Regions from separate parts of the Homo sapiens genome. Here region 1 is linked to region 2. The links are chromatin loops, found by intact Hi-C in ENCODE. Cell type or tissue: ovary. All regions are shown on one strand. Links, peaks and the distances in the headings refer to the core of each region. The heading gives the core; the rest is flanking DNA.

Region 1 (2,918 bases), core at 242-2,741, 200 kb before region 2:
TAGGACAGATAATAAATGATAATCTGGTCCTTAATCTACCTGCACTGTTTGGAGAGATATGGAGTCAATAATCTCCCTATGTTATAGGAGTTATTAAGAAATTATTTTAGGCAGATAGAGAAGACAAGGGGTCCTTGGCAAGTTTCTTTTCTTTTAAGGCAGCTCCAGATACATTTCTTGCATAGCAGAAAAATGGCCTGAAGGGCGGGCCAGCAAGCTTTGATATGCAAATGCCAGCCATTAGAAACTGGGTCCACTCAATATGGCAATTCCCACCTTCTTCTTGTCACTACAAGTGCCTAGCATCATGGCCACCCCCACATATCCCCACGTGTGTAGAACATCATGGTGCCCTGCATTTGCATATTAAAAGGCTAGGGTGGGAGGACCAGATTTTTGTGGGCTACATGAATGACATACCTGGTCAACCCAATCCCCTGGACTCTATGCAAATCAGACACCAGCTCCTCCAGCCTCCTAATATAAATGGCTGTTTTCTGCTGCACTCAGGGTTCCCTCTCTCAGCTTGGAGCCCCCTCCCTCTGTCTCTGTATGGGGGAGCCCCTTCCTTCTTTCTTGCCGATTTATTAAACTCTCTCCGCTCCTTAAAACCACTCCACGTATATCCATGTCGTCGTATTTAAACTGGCGTGAGAAAAGGACCCTGGTATTCCCCTCCAGTCATCAGAGTCGTATCATTTTGGTGCACTGGCCGGGAATCCGAGGTACAACATTCACTGAAGTGGTGATTATACAAGCGAGCTTAAAATCTGTTCTATCATTCTGAGGTGCTCTTGGCCTCTATTTTAAAATCAAATCAAATCAATCAAAAGGCATCTATCTGTCTGCTGGTTAGCTACACTTATCGTTGGCTGCTGTTCTAAAGACTCAGATGTGAGGCTTGCTGGTGAGAACATGGAGAACCCCCCAATACCCACAGGTGATTGGGAATGTTGGCCGTATTTCGAATCAGCTTCCTTTCATGGGGAGACCTCGCCGTTGCGCAAGGCTGGGAAAAGTTCTGAGGCAACTGAGCATCTCTGGGCAGGGCACACCCTGGTGTGACTCAAAGACCTCTGGACCAGACCCAGCCTCCAACAGCCCATTTCAGGTGCTGGCAGAGAATCCTCAGCTATCCGGTCATGAAACTTTCCTTCCTTTTCTATCTGTGGTCTCTTACTCTGTGTGTATGTGTCAACTGTGTGGGAATTTAGTAACCGGGAGTTTAACTCAAGAATGCCATTGCAATCTCCTGAACAGAGGGTTCCTCCGGGACAGTGAGCCTCTCTCTCTCAGCCCCTTGGTCTGGAGAGCACACGGCATTTCCAGGTCTCTCTACCGCTTGTCTGAGGAGCACACAGTATTTCTAAGCCAACAGTGCCACCTAGAGGAAACAGAAATCCTCTACATGAGGCACTTTTTTTAATGCTAACACTGCAGCTTCCTTTTGCACTGCTAGAAATCAGGCTCTAAGCCTCTTCCAGGAATGGGAAAATTCTGCTTTCAACAGTTAGAAATTAAATGTCTTCCATAGCCAAATTTTAGTCTCAATATTGTCCCATCAGCAGGAAAACAGCCATTTGGTTCCTACATTTCTTTAAGTCACCTATTCTGTCTCCAACAGAGACAGTACTTAATTAGTAAGGGGATTTTAAGTCTGGAAGTTAACTGAAACCATTTTTCTAAGGGTAAATGCTTTAGCATGGGCCATAATAGCAGGATATAGAGTTCAATCTAGCATAACCCCTCCATTAAAGGGGCCTTCCCCAATTACACAGTTTTCCCTGAGATCCATTTTTTTTTAGGGAGGTACACAGGTCACACAAGTCTAGGAGGTCAAAGGGAAATAACAAGCAGAGGACTGGGACTACTTGGGTAAGTGTGACTAGGCCTCAAAAGTCTAGTTTCTCTGGTGCCATGGCTTGGAGGGTCACACCTACAGCCACAGGCGGCACATTTAACTGGGTGCCGGGACCCAGGAACCAGGGAGGGAGACTAGTTAGAGGAATGCCCCCTACTGTTTTCTTCTCCACCCTGAGTCATACACCAAAAGGAAGGAGACTAAAAGGACACTTTTATTCTCACTTCTCTTTCTAGATGGCCAACAGATCGTCTTCAGCATGCACTCCTCTGGAATGTATTTTAAAGCACTGGGACTCCTTCAACCCTGAGACTTTGAAAAAAAAGTGACTCATATTCTATTGCACAAGAGCATAGCCTTCTTACTATCTTGGGGACAGATAAACCTGGCCCGCTGCGGGGAGCCTTGATTTTAATATTATCCAACAGTTAGATCTTTTCTCCAAACAGAAGGGCAAATGGACTGAGATCCCCTATGTACAGACTTTCTTTGCCCTGTGAAACAGCCCAGACCTTTACAAGTTCTGTACAATTGACCCAGTTCTTTTAGCGGCCACAGGGAATCGTTCCCCAGAGCTAAAGCAGGTTCCAGAGGAGCAATCTGAAACAGCTATTGAATGTCCCAATCCTTCCAGTCCCCCTCCAATCATACTATCAGCTCCTCCAGCTCCACTATCTCCAGTATATCCTACTCTCCCCGCTTCATTCTTACCTCTGCAGGAAATGGCTGATAGGAATGGTGCCATGAGGGTTCAAGTTTCCTTCTCATTACAGGACCTTAAGCAAATAAACAGAGACTTGGCCCAATTTTCTGATGACTCCGATAAGTATATAGAAATTTTCCAAAATTTAACTCAGGTGTTTGATCTCACATAGAGGGATGTTATGTTGCTGCTAAGTCAGACCCTCACTGGGGCTGAAAAGCCAGCAGTTCCACAGGCAGCAGAAAAATATGGATATAAGCAACATGCCTCCTGTAGCAGACCAAGGAGAAAAAGAGGAGACAAGGAAGGTAAGGAAGAAGTGGAAACTCCATTCCCACTAGGAAGGGAAGCAGT
Region 2 (2,918 bases), core at 300-2,799:
CTCCAGCCTGGGCGACAGAGCAAGACTCTGTCTCAAAAAAAATAAAATAAAATAAAATAAAAATAAATAAAAGATTTTTTCTTCTCTTCTAGAACTGAAAAGCCATCATGCAGTGCTGTTCCCCAATTCAAAACACAAGTTCGAATCATCTTAGGCTCAAACTGAGAACTGGCATTAGTCCAGTTAAATTAATCTGCAAGTTGCTCCGAAGTGGGGAAGCGGGGCAGGATGGCTTACATCTTAAATGGACAAGTGTTGGACAGCAGAGTCCATCTCCCTGGAGTTTATCTTTGATAACAGATTTCTTCTGAAGAATAGCCAAGTTTGTGATTTTGTTTTTCAAAACTCTACTTCAGCAACATGTGAAGAAAAGAAGAGGCTATGGAAACACATCTGATTCCAGATATGATCATGGAAGACAGCCACCAGGAAACCCTCTGGGGAAAACAGGTCAAATCAATCATCTGCATCTCCCCAGTCCTCCCCCAAAGGCTGGTGGATGAGGAAGGTAAATATCTACTCTAAGAAATAGACAACTGGACATGCACATTCACAGTAGAGAGAAACCACCAAGGAGCGGAGGGCTGACCATGCTGGACAAGTAGATGAATGCATACATCTAAACAAGGATTGCTCTGGGTCTTCACAGATTAATGAGATCATGCTGGGAATTCCCTTTGCAGGGAACTGGCTAACTGGCATGCAGTTCTATAAATGCACATCTGTCTCATTATCTTTTTTAATATACTTTACTGAAGTATTCATATAGTTCTAATAAGTAAATATTTTTAGCTTGCAAAACTGACTCCTCATCTTTATATAATTAAGTTACAAAAAACTCTGAATCTGAAGATGATAAAAGCCTATGTATTCAGTACTGTTAGTGTCCGTGCCACCTTTTTCAGCTTTTGAAATATTGTTCATTGTTAATTTGTTCTCATTTATAACTAAGTCACATTGTATTTTTTAAAATTAAAAACAAAATAATCTGCAGCAGATATAACCAAGCTTGAGATTATGTTCAGCTCTTCAGTTGCAGACTAAACAATCTGTGGGTGAACACACCTGAGCTGGGGTGTGGGGAAGCCACACAAAACCAACAGTTGCCTTGGACTTCAGGGTCCAAATGCATCTTTAAGAGGGTTGGCAAACTCACTTTTGTTATTTCTCAGTCTGCTGGATTCACAGTATGAAGACATAGCTGACAATTCTGAGCTTTATCAAATTTACAATTTCTGAGCTTTATCAAGCATTATTCATTTGTTTAAATGATCCAGAAATCTACAGCCAGATTACTGAATATTTAATATTTAGGAAGTTGAGTTGATTATAGACAAGACGACTGACTTGCAAAAATGTACTTTGCTCTTGTTATTTGACAAATATAATTGGCTTCTCCTGGCTGGTAAGGAAATGGTCCGTTGTGAATGTGGAAAGCGGTGACATTTGTGTAAGATGGGCTCTCAGGGCAGCAACCAGATGGCTCATTTCTGCTGACAAGTGAGATCCTTGCTAGACTGTGTGTGAAGATATGCACGTGTTACTGGAATTTTTGTTTTACCAGAGAGAATTAGGAAATATTTACCAAATGGATTTTCTGTGTATTTATATTTATTAGCACAGAGTGTATAAGGTCATAAAATCAGTCATTCATTCAGTAAATATTCTGTGTGAGGCCCTGTGCTGTACTGATACCAAAACATTTAAGCATAGTGAATACATCTGCTTAATAAAAAATTATGACTCATCCTAAAGACAGAATATTTAAAATAACTGTCCTATTGTGTGGTCACCTTATGTAGAGGACATAAATCCTATAGTTATCTGCAGCTCCCAGTATTGCAAAGTCTATGCAAAAATGCAAAGTAAAACACACACACACACACACACACACACACACGCTTTATGGGAAAGGAAAAGGAAGCTAGGTCTCCCTCTTTAATTAAAGAATATATTCTCTAACCTTGTAGCTATTTGAAAGCTAATTTAAGCTCTGAAAGCAAAAAAAAAAGGAAGACTCATCTATTAAGTGATCACTGCCATGCCCCAAGGCAACTGTAGATCCCAAATGTAATCATTTAAATGTCAGCATTTTCCTTCCCCTTTTCTGCAGTGATACAGAGAGCTCCATTGTCTATTCTCTCAGGCAGCTCATGCTGGCAGATTCCACCTGCAATCACACAGTGCAATTCTCCTTACTTGGGAATGGGAGTCTCGGGGGAGGACAACTTGGCTCTGCCAGTTAGTTCAGCTCACACAGCTCTAGCCTGCTAGGAGGAGAATGGGCTCAGCTCGGGGCCCAGCACTGAGTGGGAGGAGGTCTCAAGCCTGAGGTCCGGCCCTCATTGGGATCAGAGCCCACTGACCCACACTGCTGACCTTGGCACTGGGCGGAGGCAGGGCTCCCAAACATCACTAGGGGATTTCCCTAGGACAACCAGGCCCCTGTCTCTGTGTGCTGAAAATCCATACTAGAGGGGCTCCTCCGGGATGACATCTACAGATGATCAAAGGAAACTGAGTCCTAAACAAACAGAATTTGTATGGAAGGAAAGAGTTGTCTCCGGGTGTGTGTGTGTGTGTGTGTGTGCGTGTGTGTTGGGTGTGTCATGGGTTGGGGGTGGGGAGTTGTAAGGGGATGGAGAAGGAACGTTGTCATTTCTTGGGAGCTTGAGAAAGATCCCATTAGATTTTTATCTCATAAGTTGCAACAACAAAAACAAAAAAGTTTCTGATGAATTATATAAGAAAAAATAAAGAGATTATGGGCAGATCTGAGAATGATTTAGGAGAATCAACAGCTCTTGTGGCTGATTAGATATGTAAAGCAAGGGAGAAGGAAGGGTTAGGACAGATTTCTGGCAACCATGGGCCCCATGTGCCCTTCTCTCAGATGTGGAGACAGCGTGTACATTGCC

What was found. A loop is a pair of places that touch in the nucleus more often than their neighbours do. Peaks named below come from ENCODE experiments on the same cell type or tissue, not always from the same donor. Only the 100,000 strongest peaks of a DNase experiment are listed, where the experiment ranks them.
Region 1: it touches region 2 in a loop (2.1-fold over the local background); 7 of 110 quality-filtered maps call a loop at or near these places.

The regions. Positions count from the first base shown.
Region 1 is chr6:118,579,632-118,582,549 of GRCh38, forward strand. The region is part of intron 2 of CEP85L (centrosomal protein 85L); the gene reads right to left. LOC107986524 (a long non-coding RNA gene) reads left to right here. Exons shown (of 5, transcript XR_002956384.2): 5 at 2,098-2,667. Among named protein-coding and RNA genes, the nearest start is that of PLN, 33 kb to the left of the region's middle. In ovary, for the core only: a CTCF peak has its summit at 1,367 (motif pointing left); a DNase peak (open chromatin) is centred at 2,263.
Region 2 is chr6:118,782,620-118,785,537 of GRCh38, forward strand. It overlaps the pseudogene SELENOKP3. Among named protein-coding and RNA genes, the nearest start is that of ASF1A, 110 kb to the right of the region's middle. In ovary, for the core only: no CTCF peak of the experiment used is centred there; DNase peaks (open chromatin) are centred at 1,451 and 2,290.